Linked DNA regions of Homo sapiens: region 1 is linked to region 2. A link is an interaction called in ENCODE POLR2A ChIA-PET data of the cell type or tissue named here. Cell type or tissue: OCI-LY7. All regions are shown on one strand. Each heading gives the region's core, and the rest is flanking DNA. Links, peaks and the distances in the headings are about the cores only. Region 1 holds the start of LOC124901528 (small nucleolar RNA U13). Region 2 overlaps ORC3 (origin recognition complex subunit 3).

The links. ChIA-PET counts read pairs that join two places held together with the same protein. Peaks named below come from ENCODE experiments on the same cell type or tissue, not always from the same donor. Only the 100,000 strongest peaks of a DNase experiment are listed, where the experiment ranks them.
Region 1: POLR2A ChIA-PET joins it to region 2 with 5 read pairs; 4 of 35 experiments call an interaction of 5 or more read pairs at or near these places.

What each region holds. Positions count from the first base shown.
Region 1 is chr6:87,705,249-87,721,827 of GRCh38, reverse strand. It overlaps LOC124901528 (small nucleolar RNA U13), which reads right to left and starts at 913; the gene lies at 810-913. RefSeq lists enhancers at 11,487-11,626, 16,079-16,198. In OCI-LY7, for the core only: no CTCF peak of the experiment used is centred there; a DNase peak (open chromatin) is centred at 7,087.
Region 2 is chr6:87,626,655-87,643,233 of GRCh38, reverse strand. ORC3 (origin recognition complex subunit 3) reads right to left here. Exons shown (of 20, transcript NM_012381.4): 12 at 8,273-8,389; 13 at 6,748-6,827. Among named protein-coding and RNA genes, the nearest start is that of ORC3, 45 kb to the right of the region's middle. RefSeq lists an enhancer at 3,374-3,890. In OCI-LY7, for the core only: no CTCF peak of the experiment used is centred there; no DNase peak of the experiment used is centred there.

The DNA.
Region 1 (16,579 bases), core at 4,005-9,004, 78 kb before region 2:
TATAAATGTAAAAATATATTATTTTTGGCCTTGAGCTGAAGAGTTAAATTCGATTTAATTAAGTTCATTAATTCATTTATAGCAGAAGAGAAAGGCCCTTGGGTTGCAGGTAAGCCAAATTCTTCAAATAGGATGGTCCTTAGGCCAGGTGTGGTGGCTCATGCCTGTACTCTCAGCACGTTGGGAGGCTGAGGCAGGAGGATCACTTCAGGCCAGGATTTAAATACCAGCCTAAGCAAGGTAGTGAGACACTCCCCCATCTCTACAAAAAAGTTTTAAAAATTAGCTGGGCATGGTGGAATGCATCCTGGTTCCAGCTACTTGGAAAGCTGAAGCAGGAGGATTGCTTCAGCCCAGGAATTTAAGGTTGCAGTGAGCTATGATCATGCCACTGCACTCTAGCCTGGGTAATAGAGTGAGGAAAAAAAAAAAAGGATAGTGCTATATACTCTGTGGTGCTCCTCTGACTTTTCTCTTGTCTAACCTAGAGAGCTCCTCCTAACAACCCCAGGCCCTGGGCAGGGGCAGACTTTATTGCCACCTGCTATGCCTGATTGTTACTGGGAAAATATTGGATTTTTTGTTTTCCTTCTTTAATTTTAAAATAGTAGGTATTTTCCTTTCACATATGAAATCTGTACTCTTTTTTCCTCCCAAAATTGAATATCTCACTGCTTTTTCTTCTGATTATAAAAGTAATTCATGCTTAAAAAAAATTCAACAATATGAAAAGGGATAAAGTGGAAAGTGAAAACTTCCCATAATTCCATTCCCAGAGGCCACAATTATTAGTTTCATATGTTTTTTCATATCAGATGGGTAATATGCCAATGTTGTAACAAGGTTTGAGGATGGCCCATCTCACACATGTGCATGATCACCCAATCATCTTGCTCATGAACTACAAAAGGATCTAATATGTATTCTTTCAGATACATATTACACACACACACACACACACACACACACACACACGCAAATATATATATGTGTGTGTATACATATATGTATGTACCCCGAATATACTATGTATAGTACATAATACATACTCTATATGTTAACAAAAATGGGGTCATATTATCCACTCTTTTCTGTGCCTTGCTTTTTTTATTTTTCTGAGATAGAGTCTTGCTCTGTCACTCAGGCTGGAGTGCAGTAGCATGACCTTGGCTCACTGCAACCTCTGCCTCTTGGGTTCAAATGATTCTCGTGCCTCAGCCTCCCAAGTAGCTGGGACTACAGGTGTGTGCCACCATGCCTGGCTAATTTTTGTATTTTTAGTAGAGACAGGGTTTTACCATGTTACCCAGGCTGGTCTTAAACTCCTGACCTTACGTGATCCACTTGCCTCTGTCTCCCAAAGTGCTGGGATTGCAGGCATGAATCACCATGCCTGGCTTTTTTTTTTTCTCTACAATTTGTCATATACATTTTACATACCGATCCATCTCATTCTTTATAATTTTTATAATGGTCTCTCAGCATTCTTTTGTACCATAATCTCTGCCCTCCGCTGAAGGGCATATAGGATGTTCTAAGTTTTTCTTAAATACTGAAATACTGCAATAAACATATATGTAGATATATGCCTATGCATGTTCTGATTATTTCCTTAGGATAAATTTGTGTAAGTAAAATAACTGGGTTAAAGCTTATGCACATTTAAAATATTAAAACATAATGCCCAATAGGACACCAGAAAAATCATATCACCTTCCTCTCTTAGCAAGTTTCCTTCAGTTACCTTTATTTTTCATTGTTGCCAATCTGACAGTCCAAAAAAAAAATTAGTACCTCACATTGTTGTACTAATTTGCATTTCTTTGAATATTAGTGAAGACGAGTATCTTTTCAAGTGTTTGTTAGCCATTTGGTTTTTTTCTTCTACAAATTGTTTGAAATTATGTGTCTGCACTACTCAATCTGTTTAATCCCCCCATCCCATATATACGTACATTTGATTGAGAGTATCAGGGGCAGGTATGTGATAGGAGCTGAGCCAATAAATTCCCTCTTCCAGGAATTTGGGTTGGAGAATAGGGCACCTCTAGTCTGCTGTATTTAAGCCAGGAAATCATGCAGTGCTGTCTGGGTCAACAATTTTTTATCATGTACATCATAAAAAGGAGAAAGTAGGTTTGCAGAATGAAAAGAAACAGGGATACCTTGGAAGCAGAAGAGATGAGGGCTTGTGGCCTTGATCACATCCTTTCTCCAGGCCTGTGAGAAAGTTCTGTGTCCTTAAGCTAGTTTGATTGGATTTCTGTTAAGATAAGCAGTATCACAAGTTCTCTTCATAGGAATGTTAGGGTGGGGAGGGAGGAAATGGTTTTGAAAGAATATTCTGATCTTTATTTTCCTCCCTCCTGGTTCCTAAGAAGCCCAAAGAGACCCTAACAAATCTGGGATCCCAAGCTTTGAGGCAAGCCAAAGCAAAAAATTGCACAATGGACCACATGTGTCATCACTGTATTACTCCTTCAACTTGCTCTTCTAGGATTCCCCATCTGATCAGTTGCCACTCAGCTCCCTGTCAGCCTGATCTCAATACTGCAGCGTTACCATAGTATTGGCTCTGTTTATTGAGCACTCACTATGTACTTGCTAAGTGCTTTGCATACATTAATTATTTGACCATAGTGCGTATATTATTGCTCAATTTGACAGAAAAGGAAATGATGGCTTAGGGAGGTTTAGTAAGTTGCCCAAGAACACTCAGCTAGAAAGTGGAGGAGCAGGTTTCCAGTTTCTGCTGTCTGATTCTGCTATACCTCCTGCTCCAGGCCAGCTTGGCGACTACAGCCCAGAACTTAGGGGACATTGGCTTCTAGGGCAGAATCGTGGTCTCCAAGATTACGACTTCAGGCGCCCTCTTACTACCACCTTCAGATCCTTGTCTTTCTTAGAACAGGAGGTACACTAATAACCTAGCAGCTAGCACATTTCTGGCCACAGGCAGCGCAGCCTCCCTGCCCACTTCCAGTGTGAGGTTTATGCCGGGACCCTTTGTTGAGTAAGCAAGCTCTGAAGGTTGTGCAGGTACGTCCTAAAGATGGGCTGGGTTTAACAAAGGTGTACTCACTCTCCTCTCTACACTGTCTTCCCTTAGACACAGGCTTCCCATCCCCCCTGTGGTCTATGTCCTCTATAATAATGATAGCAAACACTTATATAGAGTTGGTCATTCAAAGCCCTCTACATATACTAGCTCATTTGCTCCTCATATCAGCCCTTAGAGTTAGATACTATTAATATCCCTGTTTGGGAGGCCAAGGCAGGATGATTGCTTGAGGTTAGGAGTTTGAATCCTGCCTGGGCAATATAGTGAGACCCTGTTTTTACAAAAAATTAAAAGATTAGCTTGGCATGGTGGCATGTGCCTGTAGTTCCAGTTACTTGGGAGGCCGAGACGGGAAGATCACCTGAGCCCAGGAGTTTGAGGCTGCAGTGAGTTATGATTGTGCCACTGCACTCCAGCCTGGATGAAATGGATGATAGAGTGAGACTCTGTTTCTGAATAAATAAGTAAATACAAAAATAAATAACCATCCCTATTTCAAAGATAAGGAAATGGAAGCATAGACAGGTTAAGTGACATGCTCAAGGTCACACAGCTAGTAAACAGCAGCCAGGATTCCAACCCAAGTATCAGACACTCCTTTGAGTAGTTGATGAAAGCTAAGACTTGCTCCTTAGAAAAATGCATGTATTTGTGATTTTGTATAGTGTCAGGGTTTCATGTCAAGGAATCCCCCTATTGTAGGTCGAGCACTTTGCATAGGAGGGCTCAGAAAATTTAGATGTCCTCAGGGGCCAGGCAGGAATGTTAATGAGTGAAGGGGCTAGATGTGAAGAAAGACAGTGGGCCTGCAGAGTTTTTTCTTCCCAAAAGCACTCTGATGAGAACAACCAACCAAAGCAAATCCCCTATACTGGACCAGGAAAACTCACTTGTAAGCTGACCTCAATCAACTATTATACAATCAGTTGGCGCTTCTGTTAGAACACAGCATAGGCCCTTATTTGCTATAGACTCCCAGCAGGTCTGTCTGGTGATCCTAATATTCTGGTATGTTGAACTGCTCTCCCAGCTCAGGGTGGACCTACAGCTTATTCCAGGCAGAATCCCCCCATATGAACTCTAGAGCTGATTTCCACTTGACTTTCACCAAACCTCTGGGTATCCAGGACCCCAGCTACTCTTACTTGGGCTTCTGATGGGCTAAGGATGTTTTGAAGGTGCAGTTGTTCAGGTTGCATGAGGCAAATGGTGTTACTCCTGCAGACAGTCATGAACATGGAGAGGGAATAGCTGGCTCTCAGAGACTCTGGATTTAGGCAATGGCAGTTCCCAGCTCCCAGGTGGCTCCTGGACTCTGGAAGATGGCCCACTGTAGCTGAGATGTGTCTGGTTTCTGTCTTCCTGGCCTCTTCAGCCCAGTCCTCTCGTTTTTGATCCCCTAATCTCCCTCTTGTCTTTGTTCTTCCCTACACCCACTCTCAGGAAGTTAGAAATATTTTTCTAGTCCTGGGAAAGCTGCCCTCTCTCAATACTGCTGCTATTTTTTCTCAGTGGCACTTGCTCCATTTTGTTATTACTGCCTCAAAGCACTGGGCATAATTCGCTTAATAGGTTTAGGCTTTTTGGAAACACAAAAGCTAGAAACCATTTCTGCTTTCCACTTGGTAATGTTCCTCTTCTGAAGCAATGAATCACGTGCTCGAATGTGATGCAAGGAATACATGCTTGAATGGAATGGAGTGGGAGAGAAAAAGAAGGGTGGAAATATGGGAGAAAAAAGTTACCATTAATTATTAAAAATATTATTCTATCACATATTCATCTTAAGACTTTTTTACACTTTTTTCTTTTATTTTAAATTATAAAATAATTTTCTTTGACAAATTATAATTTTATATAATGATGGGGTACGCAGTGATGTTATCATATATGTATATAATGTGGAATGACTGAATTAAGCTAATTAACATATCTGTCACCTTAAATACTTATCATTTATTTCTCCTAACTGAAACTTTGTACCCAAGACCCCTTTACATTCTCTCTTTTTTTTTTTTTTTTTTTTTTTGAGACAGAGTTTCGCTCTTGTTGCCCAGGCTGGAGCCCAATGGCATGATCTTGGCTCACTGCAACCTCAGCTTCCCAGGTTCAAGCGATTCTCCTGCCTCAGCCTCCTGAGTAGCTGGGATTACAGGCAGGCACCACCACGCACGGCTAATTTTGTATTTTTAGTAGAGATAGGGTTTCTCCATGTTGGTCGGTCTGGTCTTGAACTCCTGACCTCAGGTGATCCGCCTGCCTCGGCCTCCCAAAATGCTGGGATTACAGGCGTGAACCACCGCACCCAGCCTTTTTTATTTTTTATTTTTTTGAGATGGAGTATCGCTCTGTTGCCCGGTCTGGAGTGCGGTGGTGCGATCTCGGCTCACTGCCACCTCCACCTCCTAGGTTCAAGCAATTCTCCTGCCTCAGCCTCCTGAGTAGCTGGGATTACAGGTGCCTGCCAACACGACTGGCTAATTTTTGTAATTTTAGTAGAGACAGGGTTTCACCATCTTGGCCAGGCTGGTCTTGAACTCCTGACCTCAAATGATCCACCCATCTCGGCCTCCCAAAGTGCTGGGAATACAGGCATGAGACATCGCGCCCAGCCACATTCTTTTTATTTACTTATTTATTTATTTATTTGAGACAGGGTCTTGCCCTGTCACTAATGCTGGAGTGCAGTGATATGATCACAGCTCACTCAGCCTCAACATCCCGGGCTCCAGTGATCCTCCCACCGCATCCTCCCAAGTAGCTGGGACCACAGGCGAGTGCTACCATGCAGAGCTAATTTTTGTACTTTGGGTAGAAATAGGGTTTTGCCATATTGCCCAAGCTGGTCTTAAATTCCTGGGCTCAAGCTATCCTGCTGCCTTGGCCTCCCAAAGCACTAGCATTATAGGGGTGAGTCACCACACCTGGTCCCCTTTATGTTCTTGACAACCCCCAAAAACTTGTTTATGTGGGCTATATTGTATTGATGTTTATTGTTTTAGAAATTAAGATGGATAAATGTTTCAAGTATTTACTAATTCATTTAAAAATAACAATAAACCCATGACATGTTAACAAAAATGACTTTAAAAAAACCTGTGTTTTCCAAAACAAATGAACAAACAAAAAAGATTTACTGAGAAGAATGGCATCATGTATGTTTCTGCAAGTCTTTTTAATGTCCAGCATAAGAGAAGACAGTTGGATTCACATCTGTGGTTCTGTACTCAATGTGTTGTGATATATCACATGTCACATAGCTTCTAGAAAACTCCCCGATACACTGGTGAGCAAACGAGTGAAAGACACAAATGACATCTTAGTATTTGGTGAAAATACCTTTACCCAGAGGACCGCCTGAAAGGACCACACTTTAATAACTGTTTGATAACTGTTCTTTCAAATCATGACATATACGCAGTCTGGAGTGCTAGTCCTGGCAGGAAACATACATAGTCATCATCTTAAGGAGGCAATACATGGTCAAGGGCACTGATTTTGGAAGCAGACACTTCCAGGTTTGAAGCTCAGCTCCTCAACTTCCTACAGAGTGGCCTTGGGAAGGTTACTGAACTTTTCTAAATTCCAGATCTCCTACCTAGAAATAGAGAATAGTACCTACCTTACTGAGTTTTTGAAAGATAATGTAGTATTTTCCAAACTTCCTTAGTCATAACATTTGCCAAGTCCGTGTAAGACCTATACTATTATCCTCTTGGTGTTTTTCTGTTGCTCACTTTTTAAACTTCAATAAATGTTTTAAAAGGAAATTTTATATCACTGTTATAAATGCAACACTACTTGCCCTAAATTGAAGGTGCAATGAAAATTAAAGAACTTGTTGCCTGAGAAAGTGTTAAGCCTAAGGCCTACTCTTTTTTTATAACAAAAGGAAGTAAGTTGATGTTAGAAAGTCATTCAAGACCTGCACCAAAGGGAGACTCTCTGCCAGGTGTAATTAGGAGTCAGAGGCTTAAAGAAGGAACGGCTTTCTCAATATGTGATGCAATTTGATTTCTGCCTAGCCCATGTGCCACTAAACCATCAACTACCTGAAGCCATTTCCTGTATCACCCCACACTTAGGAGACAGTGAGATCATGCATGTAAGCACTAAGCTCAATGCCTGGCACAATGTAAGGACTCTGCCATGTAGCTTTTGTTATGTTTTCTAATTCTTTCTTTTCTTTTCCCACAGGGGTTAAATGAGTCACCTAAGCCTGCAGCTATTACGTGAACTATGACTACAATCTGTGTCTTATATCCCCTTGTGGGTAAGGGCATGGACTCTAGAACTGGGCTTTGCCACTTCAGTGTTGTGTGACCTTGGGCAAGGGACTCAACCTCTCTATGTCTCAGTTTTCTCATCAGTAAAAGAATGATACAATAGCAGCTAATTTATAAGAGTAAATGAGTTAATACACATAAAGCCCTCAGAACAGTGCCTGGCACACAGTCAACACTCTGTATATATTAGCTAATAGTGTTCTTTTTCACCATGCTGGCTTTGATGGTGGTAGTCATTAACAGGCAGCTACACTACTATAGAGAAATTTTTCTCAAACTACCTGAAGGAACAGATTTTTTCCCCAATCCATATTTACCAATAATTTAGTAAATAGAACAAAATTAATTACTAGAAAAAAGAAATAAAAAAGAGAAAATATGAAATATAAGCCCATATTTTTTATTATTTGATTCAATAGACATATATTTTAATAAATATAATCAGAGGCAGGCCGGGTACAGTGGCTCATGCCTATAATCCCAGCACTTTGGGAGGCCGAGGTAGGCAGATTGCTTGAGCTCAGCAGTTCAAGACCAGCCTGGCCAACATGACAAAACCCTGTCTCTCTCTGAAAAAAAAATAAAAATAAAATAAAAAATAAATAAATTAGCTGGGTGTAGTGGCATGTATGAGGTAAGAGAATTGCTTGAGCCCAGGAGGTTGAGACTGCAGTGAGCCAAAATGGGACCACTGAACTCCAGAGGGTGACAGAGTGAAACAAAACAAAACAAAAAAAATCAGAGGAAAGACAGGAAAAGATAAATTACAAAAAATGTACATATTGTTAATTGAAAGCCTAGGTATACACAATTAATAGAGTCTTGCTTCACTACTTTCTTGTTATTCCTTATTTGTGATGAAACAAAAAGTCATGAAGGAAATAGCAATTCTCTATGTTAAATGCTGATATGTACACTTGAAACAAACACCTTGTATACTACTATTTAAATTTTTTCATGGCAAAAACCACATTTACCTTTGCACCAACCTAATAAGATCCTAAAGGCACGTTTCACACTGTTGACTTGGGTGGTAAAGAAACTCTGAAGGAAGGAGATGGATTAAATTTTACAGAGCATCATAATGGAAATAAGTAGAAGTGGTTAACTAAAATTTTTTTTCTTTTTTTTTTTTTTTTTTAATACAGAGTCTTGCTGTATCACCCAGGCTGGAGTGCAATGGTGCAATCTCGGCTCATTGCAAACTTTGCCTCCTGGGTTCAAGCGATTCTCCCATCTCAGCCTTCTGAGTAGCTGGGATTACAGGCACACACCACCATGCCTGGCTAATTTTTGTATTTTTAGCAAAGTCGGGTTTTCACCATTTTAGCCAGGCTGGTCTCGAACTCCTAACTTCAGATGATCCACCCGCCCCAGCCTCCCAAAATGCTGGGATTACAGGCATGAGCTACTGCTCCAGGCCTAAAAAAATTTTTTTAAAGAGAGTCTCACTATGTTCCAGAGGGCACAAAACATGTCTCCTACAAAGGCCTCATTTTTTTTTTTTTTTTTTTTTTTTTGTGGCGGAGTCTTGCTGTGTTGTCCAGGCTAGAGTGCAGTGGCATGATCTTGGCTCACTGCAGCCTCTGCCTCCCAGGTTCAAGTGATTCTCCTGCCTCAGCCTCCTGAGTAGCTGGGATTACAGGCACCTGCCACCACAGCCAGCTAATTTTTGTATTTTCAGTAGAGACAGGGTTTCACCATTTTGGCCAGGCTGGTCTTGAACTCCTGACCTCAAGTGATCCGCCCACCTTGAGCCTCCCAAAGTGCTGGGATTACAGGCATGAGCCACCACACACACCCTCACTGTTTTGTTTCTCCATGGAACCTAACACTTGAGTACCAAGCTTTAAAAGATGATTGATTATTGCAGTATCACGTTTCTGTTCTAAGTGATTGAGTTCTCCAAGAGTATTGTGAAATGACATGGTCCACATGACTTATTTGCCTTTTCTAAGTAATGTCTTTCATCTTTTCTCTAAAACAGCTAGCACTTACCTACAGATCACTAAAAATCATTCCCAAATTATATTAACCACATCTTTTACTTCACCTAAATAGACAGAAGTTCAGGTTCCTTTCATTCCTCTTGGTTCCTTGACACTCAAAATGTGAACCATAGACCAGGGGAAGCAATGGCATCACCTGGTAGGACACCATTGGCATCACCTGGTAGAATCCAAATCTGCATTATAACAAGATCCCCCAGGTGACTCACAGGCATCTTAAATTTGAGAAGCTCTGCTCTAGTTCACTTAACTTCTTGGCAGATGTGTCAGTGACACTATGCCACGGTCCTCAGGTGTGTGGCAAGCCCTCTGTGAGGCCACAGAGATACTAAGATAACTAATAACTAAGACATGACCCCTGTGATAGAAAGTAATAGTCTCTACTCTGCTCCATTTTAGACTGTGTGACCTTAGGCATGAGCCACAAATTCAATAGTAAAATGGGATTAACACTATGACCATGTAGGATTTTTATTAGGATAAGCTGAGAACACACCTGGGCCATGGTGGGATCCTCTGTAAACAATAACTTTTATTAGGTTGGTGCAAAAGTCATTGCAGGTTTTGCCATATTCCCCTCACATATTGCCAACCTAGGCTGTAACTCACCTATCTAGGCAGGATTAAAGTGACACACACCCTAAAACCCAACTGCACTGATTGGGAACTTTAGATGTTATCTGAGTTCCCTCTTTTGCACTCTCTCTAGTGATATTTGTGTACATTTCTCCTCCACTAGACTATAAGCGTAAGGGAGGGGCAGTGTCTTCTTCATCTTGCTAGCCTCCGTGTTGTCAAACAGTGTCTTAGACATAGCAGACTCGCAGTACATGGTTGTTTAAACAAGAAAGACTACTCTAGGTGTTCAAAATAATTTTTGTGTGCACCCCAATCTCATCTTTCACGTCACTTTTCATATTCCAAAATAAACTGCCAACACACAGATTTAATGAACCCAATCACTATTATCTTCTGTTGTAACCTAAAAGGCACAGTAGGTTTTAGAGGTTGGAAATTAGGCCATAATCCTGACAGTCACTACTCCTGTACTGCATGCTTATCAGAGAACATTCAATTGGGCTGGCTGATTCTCTTCTCAATGAATACTCATGGACTTTCTTTCAGAAGGGTTGTGAATTTTTAAATTGACAATTGTGCATGACCAAAACATTAAAAGTTGAGACTCCATTAGAATTGGAATGTCAGCTGGAGAATGGTTGGGAATATTAGTTTGACAGTTTTGAGTCTGAACTCCCACTCTTCTTTGCGAAGACATGTAAGAAGTCTCTGAAACACAATAGAAGATAATAAGGAACATCCTAGAAAGGCAGTCAGAGGTGAGAATTAAACTCACTACCCAGGAGGAAGACAAAATTGAATAAAAGTCATTGGCAGCATTCTGCTTGGGTGTGTATGTGGTGGGGGCAGCTGGCTCAGAAACTGGACCTCAGCAGCCGTAACTGGACTGTAGGCAATCTAATAGACAAAAAGGCTTGGGGAGATTTTGGAGTTTTCCTTAGCATGATAATAATAGACATGGCTAACTAAGGGTTTATTATGCACTAGACAGTATCGTGTGATGTACTGGCTTTTAATTTCCAGATTGATGGTAACTGGGATGACTTTTTTTCTCCAGAAAAAAAATTGTATTTTATTTTTCCAAATTATTATGATAAATGGGACTTTTGAAAAAGAATTTTCAGACAAGCTTGTAAGATAGAAAGTAAGCTTTGAAGGTAGGAATGTCTTATTCCCATGGACCCACTCCATGACCCCACTACTCAGAGGCAAACCATACCAGGAGTGTGAACTGTCTCCTTTAAGTACAAGATGGGGACAATTCCTTGTACTCATCTGGCCACAATATATAACAAACTGTGGCACACAAGTTTCAGATAAAATCTAGCAATTTTTTGAGTACTCTATAAAGCCCTAACTTTAACACAAGCCCTGAGGACTGCAAGGGACCAATAATCAGTCCCAAGGTGATGCTTGTTATCAGTGGGTGGGGTTAGGAAAGCTGCTCCTGGGGTAAGAGTTGAGCCTCTTTTATCATTTCCTTCACACCATGCACCTGGCTAACCCTTATAACAATGGGCTTGCAGAGGAAGCCCAAAATATTGGGGAAGTGCAGGCATCATCTCATTCTCTCAAAAAGCCTCATCAGAGAAGGTTTGTGGTGGCATCATGGAACCACAGGACAAAAGGCACAAGAGGGAACGAGAGCCTGACACAGACAGTGACACCAATTCTGAGTCAGGCTTGGACTTAAGCAAGACAACGGAACAGACAGCTGCAGTAGAAGGTGTGAGGGAATTCTAAAACTAAATGATGAGGCGGGGCTAGAGACAACCTTTAGGGGCTTGAGGTCCCCCACCAATGGGGAGATAGTGTGTGAAGCTTTTCATTATTCATCAAATGTTTACTGTTTAGTTTATAGCTGGCACTCTGCAGTGAATAGAACATGCATGGTCCAAAGTATTTCATGTATTTAACTTTCCAAACAACTGAAACTTTAAATTATCTGAATCTTAAATACCTTCTATGGGATATTTTCTTTTTCTTTTCTTTCTTTTTTTTTTTTTGAGATGGAGTTTCGCTCTTGTTGCCTAGGCTGGAGTGCAATGGCATGATCTCTGCTCACCACAACCTCTGCCTCCCAGGTTCAAGTGATTCTCCTGCCTCAGCCTCCTGAATAGCTGGGATTACAGGCATGCGCCACCACGCTTGGCTAATTTTGTGTTTTTAGTAGAGACAGGGTTTCTCCATGTTCGTCAGGCTGGTCTCGAACTCCCGACCTCAGGTGATCTGCCCGCCTCGGCCTCCCAAAGTGCTGGGATTACAGGTGTGAACTACTGCACCCAGCCAGGATATTTTCTTTTATTATTATTATTATTTTTTAAAATTATACTTTAAGTTTTAGGGTACATGTGCACAACATGCAGGCTTGTTACATATGTATACATGTGCCATGTTGGTGTGCTGCACCCATTAACTCGTCATTTATATTAGGTATATCTCCTAATGCTATCCCTCCACCCTCCCCCCACCCCACAACAGGCCCCGGTGTGTGATGTTCCCCTTCCTGTGTCCAAGTGTTCTCACTGTTCAATTCCCACCTATGAGTGAGAACATACGGTGTTTGGTTTTTTGTCCTTGCGATAGTTTGCTAAGAATGATGGTTTCCAGCTTCATCCATGTCCCTACAAAGGACATGAACTCATCCTTTTTTATGGCTGCATAGTATTCCAAGGTGTATATGTGCCACATTTTCTTAATCCAGTCTATCATTGTTGGACATTTGGCTTGCTTCCAAGACTTTGCTATTGTGAATGGTGCTGCAATAAACATACGTGTGTATGTGTCTTTATAGCAGCATGACTTATAATCCTTTGGGTATATACCCAGAAATGGGATGGCTGGGTCAAATGGTATTTCTAGTTCTAGATCCCTGAGGAATCGCCACACTGTCTTCCACAATGGTTGAACTAGTTTACAGTCCCACCAACAGTGTAAAAGTGTTCCTATTTCTCCATATCCTCTCCAGCACCTGTTGTTTCCTGACTTTTTAATGATTGCCATTCTAACTGGTGTGAGATGGTATCTCATTGTGGTTTTGATTTGCATTTCTCTGATGGCCGGGCAGAATATTTTCTAATATCATGTTTGTTACACATTTTTTGAACTGCATACTAAACATAGTTTGTGCTTTTCTTGATGATTCATGGTCACTGTCTTGTGCTCCTTACTTAGGGTTGCCAGATAAAATACAGGGTACCCAGTAAAATCTGGATTTCAGCTAAATACATGCAATATTTGTGACTTTCTTAAAAAATAGAGATAGGGTCTCACTATATTGCCCAGGCTGGTCTGAAACTCCTGGCGCAAGCAATACTCTTGCCTCAGTCTCCCAAAGTGTTGGGGTCACAGGCATGGGCCACTGCATTCCAGCCTGTGACATATTTATACTAACAAATTATTCCTTGTTAATCTGAAATTCAAACTGAATTTGAATTTGGGCATCTTATATTTTTGTTAAATCTGGCAACCCTACCACTGTTATATATGATATTATAATAATACAAGGGAGCCTCAGCTGCAGTTGAGCCGCGGTAGGGCTAATTGTCCTGACAGGGAGGTGTCTCAACGTTGTTGTTCTTTTTCAATTCTGTAGTTATTTTTGACAGTCTCTTTTATTGCTATCCAATGATTCTACTGCTTGTTGTAGCCAGTGTATAGCACCTTTAATTCTCTTTTCTCTCTCCTAGTATATTCTTCCAGTTGGTTTGGACTGGAAAATAAGATCCCCAAGCACATTTGAATTTTCTGTCAAGTTAAGAGTAAACAGTTTTTGAAGAAGGGTGCAGGTACTTGAGGGCACATACTTAAGAAAAGTATGCAAATTTAAAAATAAGGACTTCGGCCGGGCGCGGTGGCTCACGCCTGTAATCCCAGCACTTTGGGAGGCCGAGGCGGGCGGATCACGAGGTCAGGAGATCGAGACCATCCCGGCTAAAAACGGTGAAACCCCGTCTCTACTAAAAATACAAAAAATTAGCCGGGCGTAGTGGCGGGCGCCTGTAGTCCCAGCTACTTGGGAGGCTGAGGCAGGAGAATGGCGTGAACCCGGGAGGTGGAGCTTGCAATGAGCCGAGATCCCGCCACTGCACTCCAGCCTGGGCGACAGAGCGAGACTCCGTCTCAAAAAAAAAAAAAAAATAAATAAAAAATAAAAAAAAAAAAATAAAAATAAGGACTTCATAATATCTTAATGTGACTGCCAGAGATTATCCTGTAATTTCTTTTCAACGTTCCTCAGGCTAAGTGAATCATGGTTTATTTCCTGGAGTGCATAGGGCATTGTATAAGGAGAACTCAGTCGCTGATGAAGAGGTGAAAGCTATATTAGGTTGGTGCAAAAGTAATTAAAAGTAATGGCAAAAACTGTAATTACTTTTGCGCCAACTGAATTGATAAAATAATTTGCAATTGTGTTTTTTACACTTGAACGGGATGCTGAATGTTCTTGACAATCTTTGGGGAGAGTCAGATACTGGTCTGGCTTGAGTAGTTAACAGGTAATCTTGCCTTGAGACTGGATCGCACTAGGTGACCTCTTGAAATAACTGGCAGATATATGGTTCTGCTTACTCTGTGATCTACCCAATCGACTCAAAATAATGACCACATCCAAAATTATGAAAACTGAAAAATTAGTCAGTATCATATCTACAACAGAAAGTACTGTGTATTCCAAATATGGTGCTTAGAAGAGATTTGGGCCAGCTTGCAAAATCTTATGCAGAAGGAATTACAATGTCTCTTCTTCCCTAACTGCACTCATTTACACAACGATTAAACAATTTTTCTGCCCTAGACAATCCTTGTTCTGAATATAGATTTGAAGTGGCTCCTGAATTAGAACTGCCGTTCCTAATGCTGAGCCTATGATTATTCAAACTCAGTATGAGAAGTCAGCAAACACCTCCCCACACCTTATATATTTGCATTTATCTTTATTTGACATCAGAAAAAAATTGTTTGAAAATGATTTAATATAAGCAGACAATCTTCAGGCTCAGGATGATGAGGTCTTATGTTACCCAGCTATGTCTACTTTTATTGGCTTTAGTCAAAGAATGACTCATCAGAATCAGATCCTGGAGAATATTTTGGGAGGTGTTAGGAAAGTCTAATACCAAGCAAGACCAGTATCTTGGTAAAATAGTTTAATTTTCTTCAGAGGCTTCTGAGATTGTACAAATCAGAAAATACTTGCTAGGTCATGGTAAAACTATTCTAAATATGTTAAACCTTTAAAACTTGTTACAGGCTTTTTAGTTACAACAAGAGCAATTCTGGTCTGTGTAGGTCACTGGAGCCATTAGCTGTACAGTATATTTAGATTCATGTGACCTGATTCAACTTATTAATGTGTTAAATATAGTTTTCTTTTTCTTATTTTTTCTTTCCTTTTTTCTTTTTCTTTTTTTAAACATTTTTATTTTTTGTAGATATGGGGGTCTTGCTATGTTGCCCAGGCTGGTCTCGAACTCCTGACCTCCTCCCTGCCTTGGCCTCCCAAAGTGCTGGGACTACAGGCATGAGTCACTGCCCTCAGCTCTTTTTCCTCTTTAGTACTTCCTTCCCCCCGTCTCCCATCTTAAGGTCTGCTGTCTTTTTCTTCTTGATCAACAAAATAAATTCATTTTTCAAATATATTGTGGTGGCTTACACTTGTAATCCCAGCACTTTGGGAAGCCGAGGTGGGAGGATGGCTTCAGGCCTGGAGTTCAAGACCAACCTGGGCAATGTACTGAGACCCTGTCTCTACAAAAAATTTAAAAATTAGCTGGGTATGGTAGTGCAAGGTTGTAGTCCTAGCTACTTGGGAGGCTGAGGCAGGAGGATCACTTGAGTCCAGGAGGTCGAGGCAGCAGTGTGCCTTGATTGTGTCACTGCACCCCAGCCTGGGTGACAGACCAAGTCCCTGTCTCTAAAAAATAAAAGTAAAATATACTATGTCATGACTTACGGCTTTTAAGTATTATCTTTATTTTCAAGTTTAGCCTAATAAATACTTTTGTAGGTTTTTTTTTTTCAACAGCTTCCTTCTACTCTAAAAGGGTTGCTATAGTATTTTAGCAGATCTATAAAGGAACAAGGATAATGTGGGCTACTGGGGATAGTGTGATAAAAAATGTTTAAGAAATATTCAGTGGACATTTACTGAAGCGTGCAAGGTATTATACTATTGGTAAGGAGCTAACACAATGACAGGAGAGGCAGATTCATGAACAGAATTTTATTGCAGTGTGGTGAGGATAATGATGAAAATATGCAGATAGGTGTCTCTTTCTCTGTGAGGCTATAAAACTAACTTGGCTTTGAAACACTGCGGAGGGCTTCCTGGAGGAGTTAATGCCTGGCTTGAGTCTTAAAATATAAGTAGTCAGGCAAGAAGTGTGGAGCAGAGAGCCTAAGCAAAGACATAGGTGAATAGGGAAGGGTCTCCCTTGTCTTTTTAGTTTCTGAAGTAGCTTCCTGAGTCATTGGTAGAAGGGGAGGCACCCCAGCCCTGTCACTGTTTAATCTTGACAGCCTTTTGCAAATATACTGTGCAGCGGTGACCACACAGGCAACTATTATGACTAAACTATCAAGTTTACCAGATATCCCCCACCACCTTTAAGTACAACAACACTTTGCTGACTGGGTGCAGT
Region 2 (16,579 bases), core at 3,195-8,194:
CTGATCAGCCCGCCTCCCAAAGTGCTGGGATTACAGGCGTGAGCCACCTCGCTAGGCCATATCTCAGCTAATTCTTATGCACATTGAAGCCTGGAAACCATTACACAAAAAAACAGTGACTCTCAATATCTTTTGTTTCAAAGAGAGCTTTAACAATTCTGTCCCAAGCCTGATTTCATCATCTGTAAGCCTACAGATAATTGTGAAGGCCCTAATGTGATGCAAATTCAGGATTGGCAATTCCTTTTCTAAAATAAAGAAATTATATTATTTTATTTATTTCTATTTTTATTTTTCATTTTATTTTTATTTTTTATTTATTTATCTTTTTTGAGACAGAGTTTTGCTCTGTCGCCCAGGCTGGAGTGCAGTGGTGCGATCTCGGCTCACTGCAAGCTCCACCTCCTGGGTTCACGCCATTCTCCTGCCTCAGACTCCTGAGTAGCTGGGACTACAGGCGTCTGCCACCACACCCGGCTAATTTTTTGTATTTTTAGTAGAGACAGGGTTTCACCGTGTTAGCCAGGATGGTCTCAATCTCCTGACCTCGTGATCCATCCGCCTCGGCCTCCCAAAGTGCTGGGATTACAGGCGTGAGCCACCACACCCGGCCATTTATTTCTTTATTTTTCATTTTATTTATTTATTTTTGGGACGGAGTCTTGCTCTGTTGTCCAGGCTGGAGTGCAGTGGTGTGATCTTGGTTCACTGCAACCTCTGCCTCCCGGATTCAATTGATTCTCCTGCCTCAGCCTCCTGAGTAGCTGGGATTACAGGCATGTGCCACACTAATTTTTGTATTTTTAGTAGAGACGGGGTTTCACCACGTTGGCCAGGCTGGTCTCGAACTCCTGACCTCAGGTGATCCACCCACCTCAGCCTCCCAAAGTACTTGAATTACAGGCGTCAGCCACTATGCTCGGCCTATTTATTAATTTTTTTGAGACAGGGTTTCACTCTGTTGCCCAAGCTGGAGTGCAGTGGTACAATCACAGCTCACGGCAGCCTCAACCTCCTGGGCTGAAGTGATCCTGCCTCAGCCTCCAAGTAGCTTGGGCTATAGGCATGCACCACCACGCTCATATACTTTTTGTATTTTTTGTAGAGATGGGGTTTCTCCATGTTGCCTAGGCCAGTCTTTAACTCCTGGGCTCAAGTGATCTCTCTGCCTTGACCTCCCAAGTGCTCTAATTCATAGGTGTGAGCCACCGTGCCTGCCAGAAATTATATTTTAATGATGCAGTCTTACAAAGCTCTTGGATGGATAAATCTACATCATCATAAGTTAGATTATTAGGAAGCTTATCATAGATTGTGGAGCTGTGTCATTTTTCCTAAGTAGATCTTTAAATATCACCTAAAGTTGATCTGCAAAGTCAGGAAATAATGCATTACTTAGAGTCCAAATTTCTAGTCTCTTTGAACTAAGCTGAAGTGATCAAATGTTAACATCATTATTCAGGTCATGTTTTTATTTTATTTTATTTTTTTACTCAATGAAAGCTGAGCTGACCTGCTAATATATTACTGTTTAAGTCAAAAGCCTTACTCAGAAATTAGAATAATTCCTTTAGCCTAAGGTAAATTCCTCCAGCTATCAATCACCTTCGATTTGTAAGTCTGTTTCTTTGCAAGCTCATAAGGTTACACTTAGGATAAGCAGACTAGACACTGTGGCTCCTTTCATTTATGTCTGTGTCCTGTGCCAATATGACTAGTGTCAGGATGGGGGAGGAGGGTATCTGAGTCCACAGAAGCTTGCTCTGCTGGTTTAAAATTTTGGATACACTCTGAACATGTAATACTGGCCACAAAACCATAAATTTCCTTTTATTACCACCTCTAAGTAACTGGAATAGGGTTGAAAGAGTTTCAGCTCTGTCAACTGTAGAAAAGTCAATGTTTCTGGCCTTGGTTTCCTCATTTGAAAGAAAATGGAATAACTGTAGATGAGTAATTCTCAATTGATGAGGTAGAGCACATAAATTCCCCTAAGAAGTGGGGCACACTTTTCATTATCCCCAATCCAAGAATCCACTGCTACTGGTATGAGAGTGTAGTACTCTTCAGATCTGGCTGATCCAACATACTCCTTTAAGTTGAGGCTCTGATTTTTTTTTTTTTTGAGATGGAGTCTCACTTGGTTGCCCAGGCTGGAGTGCAATGGCAAGGTCTCGGCTCACTGCAACCTCTGCCTCCCAGTTTCAAGTGATTCTCCTGCCTCAGCCTCCCGAGTAGCTGGGATTAGAGGTGCTTGCCACCACGCCTGGCTAATTTTTTGTATTTTTAGTAGAGACGGGGTTTCACCATGTTGGTCAGGCTGGTCTCGAACTCCTCATCTCCTGATCTTGTGATCTGCCCCCACCTTGGCCTCCCAAAGCGTTGGGATTACAGGCATGAGCCACCACACCCAGCTGCCTCTGATTTACAATAACCCTTAAAACCTTATTTATGCAAGGTTCAGTGAATTTTAAAAATATGAAAAATTACTGGCCTAGCATTTGATTTCTAGATGGGTGTTCAGAAATTTTCTCCAATAGAGGGGTAAAATTTTCCTCTTACAGTCTTTCACATCTGATAAGGAAAAACAGTTGTACTTACCTAGCTCACTGCTGGGTTAGCATCATTTGTTACTACTTTCTGTTCCCAAATGGCTTTTTAATGGAAACATATCCTTATATAATGACACAGGGTTGAGTGAAAAATTAACCTACTCATATCCCATATAGGGATGTGGTCTTCATACTCCAAGAGTTGACTGAGCAAGGAAAGGCAGAACATATGCAGAACCACTGAGCTCATGTCAAATAATGGCATATATTATAAATGAACACTTGCATGCTCCCCACACACATGAATGTCTGTTGCATACATTTAAAAAATAACTGTGATATAAAATTATATAGGTCTTTTTCCACTAATAAATATGTGACATAAACATTCTCCCACATTATTACAAAGTCACTGTAAATATGTTTTAAATGGTCACCAGATATTTCTTCAAGTAGATGACATATTGTTTGTTTTATTTTCCAGGTTTCAACAGTTTTATTGGGAGGTTTTGTTTTCTGTGAAATACACTAGAGGCTGGCTGAAGAAGGGGACACATTCCCTTTACAAGATAAGGGTTTCCCACCACTAAAGAAAAGGCATGAGGCGTGACACACTGGGGTTTGAATCCGCCTCCTTCTGCTTTGCTCACATTTCTTTTTTTCTCTTTCTTTTATATGTATATTTTTGAGACGAAATCTCACTGTCACCCAGGCTGGAGTGAAGTGGTGCGATCTCAGCTCAGGGCAACCTTTGCCTCCCAAGCTCAAGTGATCCTCCCACCTCAGCCTCCAAGGATGGGACCACAGATGTGCACCACCATGCCAGGCTAATTTTTTTTTTTTTTTTTTTTTTTTTGTATTTTTGGCAGAGAGGGGGTTTCACCATGTTACCCAGGCTGGTCTCAAACTCTTGAGCTCAAGTGATCCGCCCACCTTGGCCTCCCAAAGTGCTGGGATTACAGGCGTAAGCCACTGTGCCTGGCCTCTTCTTTCTCAAAAAGTATCACAGAACACAAACACAAAGCCAAGAGATAAAAACAGCAACATCAACCTCCAACAGGGCCACACCCACACCTTGTCCCACTCCCCAGGCTGGGTCAGGCCTGGGAGGGGCTGGGGCAGCTACTTACTCTACAGTCCCCAGGCTGCAGAAGGCTGCAGGCTCAGAAGGGGTGGGACTAAATTAATAAATTAGAATAAATTGGGGGGAGGAATGCAACTTTGTGCTGGGAGGGCCCCTTCTCTCTAACACGCAAGAGAGTTGTTGGGGGAAGGTAGGAGGCATCGCCAAAGGCCACTATGGTGGGGGTAAGAGCAGCGGAGGCAGAAGTCACCTTTTCTTCCATGTTCTTCCCAAACAAAGCAGAAGAATTAGGGGTAGAGGGATGTCTACAGCCATACTAACCTGAATGGGCTGGATCTCATCTGATCTGTGGTTATTTAAACATGTCAGCTTCCACATACAGATTGAGTATCCCTTATCTGAAATGCTTGGGACCAGAAGTGTTCTGCATTTTGGATTTTTTCAGATTTTGGAATATTTGCCATATGTGCATAATGAGATTATCTTGAGAATGGGATGCATGTCTAAACACAAAATTCATTTATGTTTCAAATACACCTTCTACACACAGCTTGAAAGTAATTTCATAGAATAATTTAAATAATTTTCTGCATGAAACAAGGTACACTGAATCATCAGAAAGCAAAGGTGTCACTATCTCGGCCAACTAGATGGACAATCAATCTGTAGTTGCTTGGTATCCCCATCATTACTGACTCTTGAATTTATATGCAACCATTTTCTTACACTTATTCACATATAAGTACTTAACACTTAAAAAACAGGACACACCATTGGTACAGTGAAAAAATAATGTGTTAAGTGTAACTAAGTAATACCCATATCAGTGTTAAACAACAGCAACAAACAATGGCAAGCTGAATAAACTGTGGTGTGCCTCTGTTTTGCTGCAACCCATTTCATGAGGTCAGGTGTGGAATTTTCCATTTGTGGTATCACAAGTGCTCATAAAGTTTTGAAATTTGAAGTGTTTCAAATTTTAGAGGACTTTGAATTTCAGATTTTCAGATTAGAGATGCTCAATCTGTAAAAAGCATTTTTTCTTGAAAAATAATTTAAGCTGATTCTTATAAAAAATTTCAAATAAGAAATTTAATTAGATTATGTTTCTAATAGTACCTTAAGCAGTTATTCTTTCCAAAGCATCATTCAGGGGTCATTTTAGTCTTTTCTCTCATGAGTTAAATAAAATTTCAAGACAGGTGATGAGAATGGTCTCAAGTTCAGGTGATGCCTATTGAGAATGCCTTAACTAAAAAGCGTCCCTGACTTCTGCTCTACATCAAATCTGTACAAAGGAGAAAAGGCTGATTCCAGCCCAGAGGTTCCCCAATTCCTTTCCTCTTTTATAGAACCCAGACTCCTGCCTGTCCTTGCTGTAGGTATTATATTTGACCCATAGTGCTTTTTACATTGCTTTGCTCTTGACTGCCCATGTTTCTGACCTCAGCTTAGCAAAATGAAATCTCATTTTCTATTTTTTGCTTCTGCTGTACTCAGATCTCCAAATCCATATTTTAGATCTTGGCCAAGAAAAGCAGAAGGTATAACAGCTTTGAAGTCAGACCTGGAGTAGAATCCTGGTTCCCTCAGCAGCTAGGTGATCTCAGGCAAGTCACTTAATCCCTGTGTGTGTTTCAGATTCCTCAGGGGGTAAAGTGTGCCTAATAATATCTACCATAAAGGTATATTAAGAGTTTTAGATTGGAAAATGTACTGAGAGTGCCTAACAAAGTGCCTTGCACACAGCAAGCCTTCAATAAGTGATGGTTACTGCTATCACCATTACTACTGCTGCTCATGTTTCCTTACCCTACTTTGGAACTGGCATTCTTGGTTCTTGACTGTACCCTAAGACAACTGGTGTTGGGAGGTTCAGAACAAAAAGAACAAGTTCCTCTTTGACAAAAGAATCTATGAATCTGGGAACACCTCACTGGAGAAGGAAGACAATTACTAATCACAAAGCTTAAAAGAGAAAAACCTGAAAGAATCAACTGGGTATATAAGATAGGTATATTTAGAAAGCAAAATAAGTCTCAGAAATACTATAGTTGACATAAGCTTATAAATACATAGAAATCTTATTGGGATTTTTTGGTTTCCTTATGGGTAAAAAAAAAGAAGAAAAAAGAAATCTTGTTGGGATTTTAAAAAATGAAATAAAACACAGCTTTTCAGTGGCAATCTAGTTTCCATGGGGAGGTATTTTTCCAGATAGCATGAAATTCATTTTCTATCTTAAGCTGCACCTGCTAGATCACTAATATTTGTATTATTAAGTCTCTGGACTTGAAGTGCTTTCAGTGTGAATTTTCCTCCTACTGTGCCCATCTGTTCTTTTCTTGTGGGCCCAGAGGAAAGCAAGACTTAATAAATATTCAGTTTTCAGACTTCTTTAAAATATTTTTATATAAGCATTTACAACCTCTGAGGAAAATTATAAAACTGGCGAAACTTAGCTCACATGTGATTTCCCCTTATAACTATCCAAGTGTCATTTTTTTATGGAAGACTAAAAAGTAACTATACATATAAGAAGTGAAACCAAGGAATATAAATAATAACTTTAACACTAAGATATTTTATTTACTTGTATATTATTAGATAAATAATTTATGAATTAGCCAATGTTAAGGTGAGGGAAGGCACCAAGGCCACTGCCTACTCCTTGCTGCTCCTAGTCAAGGTCAGCTGTGACCACTGGGTACATATCACCCAATGATGCTCTTCCTGCATTCAACCAGGTTGGGGACATGGTGACCTCACTTTTCATGACTTGCTTTCCCTGCCATGATGTAAAGTTGGCTGGATTCAAATGATCCATATCTAAGCTCTCTTAGGGTAGTGTCAGTATTTGACTAAACAATCATGGATTTTCCTTTAAAAACCACAAGCTCAAATGCAAGGTTAAACCAGCAAAGAAACGGATAGTTGCTATATTAAAAACATCATAAGCTACATGGATAAATTCAAGATATATGCAAATATTCTTAGACACAACATGGCTATTTATGAAACTTTTTGGCAGGCAGGGTTCTAGAGGAAGGTGCTACTTACTGGCAGGCTTATAGCAGACAAAAATAGAAAAACAAGAAAAAACAAAACTACCTCAGCAGCTGCAAGACTGATGCATACTCCTCTGAATCCCATATGTTCTTTTCTAAACATGTACAGTACAACTCTCTGATCTGTAAGGGAACAACACATTTGTGAGGAACCAAAAGTGTATACACACTACTAGTTTGGCAAAAATCATTTCTGGTCAACACAAAAAAAATTAATGTTATTAAAAGTCATTTTCTTTAGATTATAATAGACTTGGCATATATCTCATGGATCAGGCTTTATAAGAATGCAATTTACGGCCAGGCGCGGTGGCTCACGCCTGTAATCCCAGCACTTTGGGAGGCTGAGGCGGGCGGATCAGGAGGTCAGAAGATCGAGACCATCCTGGTTAACACGGTGAAACCCCGTCTCTAATAAAAATACAAAAAACTAGCCGGGCATCTGTAGTCCCAGCTACTTGGGAGGCTGAGGCAGGAGAATGGTGTGAACCTGGGAGGCGGAGCTTGCAGTGAGCCGAGATTGCGCCACTGCACTCCAACCTGGGTGACAGAGCGAGACTCTGTCTCAAAAAAAAAAAAAAATGCAATTTATATAAAAGTAAAATGAGGCTATACTGAGATTGGTTGATATCAGTGGTCATTTTAAAATAAGAAACTGATAAAGGAAAAATGAGAAAAAGAGGCTCATTTAAGGCTCAATGGCAAAAATCACCTCATGAACAAGTCATTCTTTTTTTTTAGACGGAGTCTCACTCTGTCATCCAGGCTGGAGTGCAGTGATCTCAGCTCAGTGCAACCTCCGCCTCCCAGGTTCAAGCCATCCTCCTGCCTCAGCCTCCCTCATAGCTGGGACTACAGGTGTGTGCCACCACGCCGGGCTAATTTTTGTATTTTTAGTAGAGACAGGGTTTCACCATGTTGGCCAGGCTGTTCTCGAATTGCTGACCTCAGGCGAACCACCTGCCTTGGCTTCCCAAAGTGCTGGGATTACAGGCGTGAGTCACTGCACCCAGCCAACAAGTCATTCTTACATACTGGTATTTGTTCTCCAAAGCTTTGAGCTAAGATGATTTAGGAATATAGAATTTCTCTGCTAAAATCTACTCTACAGATGGTTGATAGGTTTATCGAATAACATAAAGGCCAGCTGAGCATAATTTTTCAAGCAGCAGAAGTACTGCTTCTCTTTTTATTCTGGGTGTAGTGCAAGGTTAACCATCAAGCATTCTCAAACAGATTCCTTCTTCCATTAAGGGAAGAGAAACAGCTCTCTCAGTACAGGTGACAAGGAAGTGTTAAAGAAGGAAAGTTCAAATGCCTTAGTACAAAAACATTGTAGGGGAAGCAACACCACTGGGATTCATACGGCTGTTTCTAGCTGTGGCCATCTGAACAAAAAAACAATATCAATTACCAGTAATGTTTACAGCTGGAATGGATTTAGATTGTGTTCTCATTGTAAGGATTGGCTTCATTTCACATTCTGATGCCTGAATGCTACAAAAACCAAAGCAAGAAAATACTAACATTCCTACTTCATGGATTACAAATGAGGAGGCTTGGATTACCTGTCGACCTAGTGGATACTTGGGAAGAGAAGAGGTGAACTTATGAAGACATCTCAAAACCAGGAAGTAATTCATATGATAAACATGCAGGTTTTCTAGTAATAATTGTGTTTCCTCCTAAAAATCACAGAATATATTATTAATATGTAAGTCAGCTAATAAAAGAGCATAATAATACAATCTACTTCATGGCTATAAAAATTTCTGGAAAACTGACAAGATTCAAAACTACAAATTAATTCATGAAAATTTGAAATACATATAAAATCCAGAATACAGGCAGAGCATTTCTGATTTAGTATCAAGTCTGGTGATACTTTACACAAGCCAGAATTGATACTGTATTTTAATCTCCTGATAGCTCTAGCATTCCCACAATACTTTGGCCACCAAAATTACAAGTATGCAAGAAAGCACCTTAGTGGATGCTTGCCTGTGCCCATCACCTGGTGTGTGCCACAGCAAGGGAAGGTGCTTTATCCTCCACCTTGCTAGCATCAGAAGAGTGAGATCACCAGACAGAATGGTACCAACCTAATGAACTTGCTAAAGTTCTGCTTATGTTGCATACTTTTCCTAAAGTACTACTCAAGTGTGTTAGTGTGTTTGAAGGGGAAAATGAAAAGACTATGGCAGAAACACAAGTGATTCTGATGAGTCCCTGCCTCTTGCTGAGATCTCCAATACTGGTTTTATTTGCTTCACCAATTAAGAAAAAAAAAAGAATAAATAAATAAATAAATCTGAAGCCAACAAGTTTTATAATTTAGAATCTAGCAAGGATGATGACATGAGGGATAGTGTCTTAAGAAATCTATGCAGGTGTAGTGGCTCACGCCTGTAATCCCAGCACTTTGGAGGGCTGAGGCAGGAGGATAGCTTGAGCTTAGAAGTTTAAGACCTGGGTGAGCAACATAGTGAGACCTCATTTGTATAAAAATAAAAAACCCACAACCGAAAACTAGCCCTACTCGCCATATTAGGGATTTAGATACAGAAAAAAAGAAGAAACCTATGGATGATTAATCTCACAAATCAGTTTCAAAAGGTTTTGTTGAGGGGAGAGAGAGGTTTTCTAGAGCCTCCTGAAATAGTTTAGAAATGATTTTAAAACATTATATCCTATCAGGTAATTTTCAGGCCTCAATTCCTTTTATAACCACTTACTCTGTAACATTTTCTTAAGAGGATTATCATCTGTGCCATGGTCTTCAATATTTTTCTCCTTTAAGAAGTCAAATAAAGGCTTTGCTGGGCTGTGTCTTTATTTCAGTAATATCTTGCAGATACCCATTATTTTTAGTGGTCAGCCATATAGAAAATAACTCAGATATCAATAAATTCAAGCAAATCTAACCTCTATAAAGCAATAAATATGACATATCTTCCTAAACACCAACTCACTTAGGAAATCAATTCCTTGGTCAACGATCTACGGGTCATTACCTGAAAGCACATGGCAGATTAAAGAAAAGTTTTTAGCACCTAAATGTTTTCCCTCCCATTATTTGAGTTGATTGGTAATTTCAAAATCTATGTCTCCTATCACAACAAAATCTAAATCTCCTATCATAACAAAAGTAGCCATAATCAAAAATTGTTTTAACCACCATTGGGAGGGTATACTTTAGTTCTAAACTTTAGCTTAGTTCTTTAGTTTTTTACTGTGAGCCATAACATACAGATGGCATAAAGCCATTAATTACCTTGATGTGTGCTTAAATAGCTTTTAAACAGGGGGAATATTTTGAAGAAAATGAACTCTATTACTGAGTAATCACACTGCATGCTACTTGTGCTACCTATTTTCTTTTGCCTTGTGGAATAGCTATGTGTACAAGTATCTGGGTGATGCAGTAGAAGTGAGTATCTTCATTCCATTTACTTGGATAAGGAGAGAAAAGAAATACTTTACCCACTATAGGGCAATACTGCATACTCAAGGAACATACCTGCCCTGGAATAAGTGTTCGATGAGGAATATAAACATGTTTTTCTCCTAGGTGGTCTCAGTTCCTTCATACTTTTCACTGTGTGGTGCATCCCTGTGCTGAGTAGAGTTCTAGTGTTTAAAAAATGTTTTGTTTTGCTTTAATCATTATTTTATTTTAAGATAAAAATAAAAATTTTAAGATGAAGTCTAACTCTCTGCTCACTGCAACCTCCACCTCCCAGGTTCAAGTGATTCTCTTGCCTCAGCCTCCTGAGTAGCTGGGATTACAGGTGCCTGCCACCATGCCCAGTTAACATTTTGTATTTTTAGTAGAGATAGGGTTTCACCATGTTGGCCAGGCTGGTCTTGATCTCCTGACCTCAAGTGATCCACCCACCTCAGCCTCCCAAAGTGCTGGGATTACAGGTGTGAGCCACCGTGACTGGCCTAAAAAATGTTTTGTATTGTATTGTTTTGTTTTGTTCCATACAACATGGCAGACTATATCATCTGGTGCTCAACTGAGGAAATGGTGGTTGGTTCCAACAATGGGGAAAAAGACTGGCTATGATGGACTTAACGAATGAGAGAAGGTTTGCTGTACCTTTCTAAGGGATTTTTCAAGAGTAATTTTGACCATCCCAGATCTTCACCTTATGTGCTGACTTTAGAACCTAATCTCCACATAATAAAGATTTCATTGTTATTTATATGTGTTTTTATCAGTTGCAACAAAAAACATCACAAATGATTAACATTTTCTTATAACATGTCCTCTAAGTTTTCCATCTTACTTAGATACCTGCACATATGTATCTGCCTTTACTTATTCAAACAATAATTCTTTTTTGTTTGTTTGTTTTTGGAGATGGAGTCTTGCTCTGTTGCCCAGGCTGGAGTGCAGTGGCGTGATCTCAGCTCACTGCAACCTCCACCTCCCAGGCTCAAGCGGTTCTCCTGCCTCAGCCTCCTGAGTAGCTGGAATTACAGGCGCCTGCCATAATGCCTGGTTAATTTTTTGTATTTTTAGCAGAGATGGGGTTTCACTGGGTTGGCCAGGCTGGTCTCAAACTTCTGACCTCAAGTGATCTGCCCACCTTGGCCTCCCAAAGTGTCGGGATTAGACACTGCGTGAGATACTGCACCCGGCCTTAAAACAATAATTCTTAATGTACTTATGGACACTATTTTACAAACTCAAACCTGTAAAAGGTTTTGATATATGAGAAAATTTTCGGGCCGGGCAGGGTGGCTCACGCCTGTAATCCCAGCACTTTGGGAGGCCGAGGCGGGTGGATCACCTGAGGTCAGAGTTCAAGACCAGCCTAGCCAACCTGGCAAAACCCCCTCTCTAGTAAAAATACAAAAATTAGCTGGGTGTGGTGGCAGGAGCCTGTAATCCCAGCTACTTGGGAGGCTGAGGCAGGAGAATCACTTGAACCCAGGAGGCGGAGGTTGCCGTGAGCCAAGATCGCGCTGTTGCAGTCCAGCCTGGGTGACAGAGTGAGATTCCATCTCAAAAAAAAATTTTCCATTTAATACATTACAGCAGCATCATACCATGTACATGTGAAAATAAAGCCTGTTGAAATATTAACCCTACTTTCCATATGTTAAATTTTTCTTCAGGCACTTTTTCTGCACACTAGTCATAGCTGTCACCATTTTGTTTCATAATTGTGTTTACAATGATTCTTTTCTACGGAGATACACTTTGTCTAGGAATATGCATTATTTACTAAAAAGATATGCTTTCTCTGTTCTTTAAGCATGAAGACTTCTTAGTCTTTACTGATTTTTGACAAAGGAACAGAAATATTTCTCTGCTATAAGAAAAACAGGCATGGCATAGTGGCTCATGCCCATAATCCCAGCACTTTGGGAGGCCATAGTGGGAGGATCACTTGAGCCCAGGGGTTCAAGACCAGCTTGATAGTGAGCAACATAGTGAGAGACCCTGTCTCTACAAAAAAAAAAAAAAAAAATTTAAATTAGCTGGGCATGGTGGCATGTGCCTGTAGTCCCAGATACTCAGGAGGCTGAGGTAGGAAGACTGCTTGAGCCCAGAAAGTCAAGGCTGCAGCAAGCTATGATTGCACCACTGTACTCCAGCCTGGGTGACAGAGCGAAACTGTCTCAAAAAGAAAAAAAAAAAGCAAAGCAATACATAACAGCCTCCTTGCTCTTCTTCAAATATGGCAGACATGCTCCAACCTCAGGTCCTTTCTACCTGCTTAGAATTCCCTTCCTCCAGATTCTTGAGTGGCAAGCTCTGTGACTTCCTTTAGGTCTTTACTCAAAATTTACCTTCTCAGTCAGGTCCTTATTTAAAATTTTGACTCCACTTCCCACGCACATGGAACTTCATATCCTTCTTCTCTGCTTCATTGTTTTTATCTCAGCACTTATCACTAACAGATATTTTACTTATTTATCTTATTTATTGTCTGTCTCCCTGATACAATGAAAACGGTAGAAGTTTTGGCTGTTTGGTTCACTCCTGTATTCTCAAAACCTAGATTAACACCGGGCACATAATAGGCACTAGAAAAATATTGGCTGAATGAAGAGTACATTAATGAATGAAGGCTGAACACTTAGTCTCTCTTTTATTTATTTTTAATTTTTGAGACAGGATCTTGCTCTAGCAACCAGGCTGGAATGCAGTGGTGCAATCTCAGCTCACTGCAGCCTTGACCTCCCAGGGTCAAGTGATCCTCTTGTCTCAGCCTTCCAAGTAGCTGGGACTATATATAGGTGCACACCACCACACCCGGCTAATTTTTGTAGAGATGGGGTCTCATTATGTTGCCCAGGCTGATCTGCTTGCCTCGGCCTCCCAAAGTGCTGGGATTACAGGTGTGAGCCACTGTGCCCAGCCTCAGTCTCTCTTTTAAGTAAGAGCAACCATATTTTGTCTTGCTGGATGTGGTCTAGATTTCCTGATTTTTCAAAAGTCTGAATTTGTAACGTAAAATTTCTCAATATGTAAATATTGGTTCTAACATTTTTTTTAAATGTATGTTTAAAAAACACATTTACATTAGACTGTGGGTTGCCTCTTAATGTGCAATATACCCTCTTAAATTAGTCATCTCCAACCTCATCAATCCTGTCTGTTATTCATACAAAAATCATTCACTGATAGCATGTCTTTTGCAGCAACATGGATGGAGCAGGAGGCCAGTATCCTAAGTGAAATAACTCAGAAACAGAAAATCAAATACCGCACGTTCTCACTTATACGTGAGAGCTAAATAATAGGTACACATGTATATACAGAGTAAAATAACAGACACTGTGGACTTCAAAAGGGGTAGGGTTGGGAGGGGTGACGGCAGAGAAATTATTTATTAGGTACAATGTTCACTATTCAGGTGATGGGCACACTAGAAGCCAAAAACTCACCATCATCCAATATGTAACAAACTGCACCTGTAACCCCCTGAATCTATTTTTTAAAAATCATATATCACTGTTTACTTATATGACAGACCCCCTATTGTTATTGAGCTAGCTGCTTTCTCTGGAGGAGAAGTCAATACATATGTAAAACTTATACAGGTAAAGAAAAAAAGGCTAGGCAGAATTACATTTGCCATGCATTTATTTCTCTTCTACTTCCATAGTACTTACCACTTTTGTCTCTAAAATTGTATGTATAGGGGTGAACAGTGACCTCAGATTATAAAATAAAGTATGTAAAAATGACTATAAACTTCTGTAATTTCTTTTCAATCAATTCACTGATCATTAAAAACTGGTAAAACAGACTGTTGAATTTTAGGATTAAGAGATATCAGCTGTCTAAGAACACAGAATTTTCTCATTTATTATCTTGTTATAACTAAGCCTTATTTTTCTCATTAGAGAAAAATGCTGGCTGGCAGTGTTTTCCAGACTTAGCATATTACTGCTATCTAATAAGAATGCCAAACCACAGCTTTCTCCTAGCACTTATGTGGCAAGAGTGCTAGTCTTCTCATCTGTCTCTACCTTTTGTTCTCCATATTCCTACCTCAGCAGTATAGATCAAGAGAAGCACTTGACAAAGAGTTTGAATTTAAATGATTAATTCCTGACACACTAGGCTAATGCCCAGCTCATTTGATCACATTTGATAGACTGTGATTGTTTTCCTTTTTCCTTTACTTTTCCATTTATTATTTTTTCTAAGAAATTTTCTTCCCCCTGTCTGCCCTGTAGGTCTGACAAAAGAAACAGAAAGAGGTGGGGTCAAAGGTGAAAGGCAGGTCTTCATCAAACTCATGAACTGATTTTGTGCCTTTTGTTCATGAGACACTATGATAAGCATACTAAACGGTGAAAAGAAGTCCTTACTCTACCATGAACTTGCTCTGTGACATGAGATATTTCACTTCCTTTCTCTTGGCTGCAGTTCTTCATTTTTGAAATGAGGGTGCTAAAGGAGTTCAAGGTTTATTTCTCACTCTAAAAGGATTTAAAGTCTAGTTGGGAAAATAGGTATAAAGACGTGAAACATTAACAAGTAAGAATAATAAAACTTCAACTGTCACCTGCAAGGGAATGAATCTAAGCTTTCTACATAGTATGAAGATTTTCAGTATTTCATCAGCTGTACCAGGTCTTCTAATGTCCCTCCTTAGTAGGAAATTCCTAGCAAATCACCTACAAATGTACATTGTTTAGTCAGGTAAAGTTTTAAATTTTATTTTATTTTAAGTTCTGGGATACATGTGCAGGACGTGCAGGTTTCTTACTTAGGTAAATGTGTGCCATGGTAGTTTGCTGCACCTATCAACCCATCATCTAGGTATTAAGCCCCGCATGCATTAGCTGTTTATCCTGATGCTCTCCCTCCGACCTGTGCTCTCATTGTTCAGCTCCCACTCACAAATGAGAACATGTGGTGCTTGGTTTTCTGTTCCTGTGTTAGTTTTAGTCAGCTAAATTTTTACATTTAAAAGTACACTTTTTAAAAAACTCATTACTGAGTTCATTAAATTCAAAGCTGACATATAGTTCTGAAGCAGTGGATCCATAATTTTGAGGGAGTTAAAGGTTTTTGTTAACGTCTTGATTCTAGTCAGAGGATAACTGAGATCAATCATTTGTTTAGGTGGGAACTTAATAGATTAGTTCTAGCTTAAGAAAATGAGGTGATGGGGGAAACAATAACAAATGCTTCCTCCTAGGGAGGCAGTCTAACTTAGTAGTTCTTGAAGTGTGGTTTCCAGTTATACAGACTGTAAATTTCTCTGGAATATTCTGTGAGGTCTAGCTCTTAGACACTTGAATATAGAAAATGGGCACAAAATGATAAACTCTAATGGTAGGCATGTCTATACAACTATATAACATAAGAGTATTATAAATATTACATATAGATTGTATATTATAATACATAAAAATGTATATACATCTTTATATACATTGAAATGTGTTCATATTGGCTGGGTGTGGTGGCTCACATCTGTAATCCCAGCACTTTGGGAGGCCTAGGCGGGCGGATCACTTGAGGTCAGGAGTTCAAGACCAGCCTGGCCAACATGGTGAAACCCCGTCTCTACTAAAAATACAAAAATTAGCCGGGTGTGGTGACCCATGCCTCTAATCCCAGCTACGAGGGAGGCTGAGGCAGGAGAATGGCTTGAACCCAGGAGGTGGAGGTTGCAGTGAGCTGAGATCGTGCCACTACACTCTAGCCTGGGCGATAGAGCGAGACCCCCTCAAAAAAAAAAAAAAAAAAGCTGGGCGCGGTGGCTCACACCTGTAATCCCAGCACTTTGCGGGGCCGAGGCGGGTGGATTATCTGAAGTCAGGAGTTTGAGACCAGCCTGGCCAACATGGTGAAACCCTGTCTCTACTAAAAATACAAAAAATTAGCCGGGTGTGGTGGTAGGCACCTGTAACCCCAGCTACTTGGGAGGCTGAGGCAGGAGAACTTCTTGAACCTGGGAGGTGGAGGTTGCAGTGAGCCGAGATAACGCCATTACACTCCACCCTGGGCAACAAGAACAAAACTCCACCTCAAAAAAAATAAAATAAAATAAAAATAAATAAATAAATAAAATGTGTTCATATTGATCTTAATTTTTATGAGTGAAAAATATATAACAAGTTATTATTTTCATTTATAAAAGCTTTATCATTATATTTGTTTTCAAATCACTTTTATTTGCTGAACAAACTTTGATTATCACTAACCTTATGAAAAAATCATACTAGGAATTATTATCCTACTTTTTTTTTTTTTTTTGGAGACAGAGTCATGCTGTGTTGCCCAGGCTGGAGTGCAGTGGCGCTGTCTCAGCTCACTATAACCTCTGCCTCCCTGGTTAAAGGGATTCTAGTGTCTCAGCCTCCCAAGTAGCTGGGTTAACAAGCACACA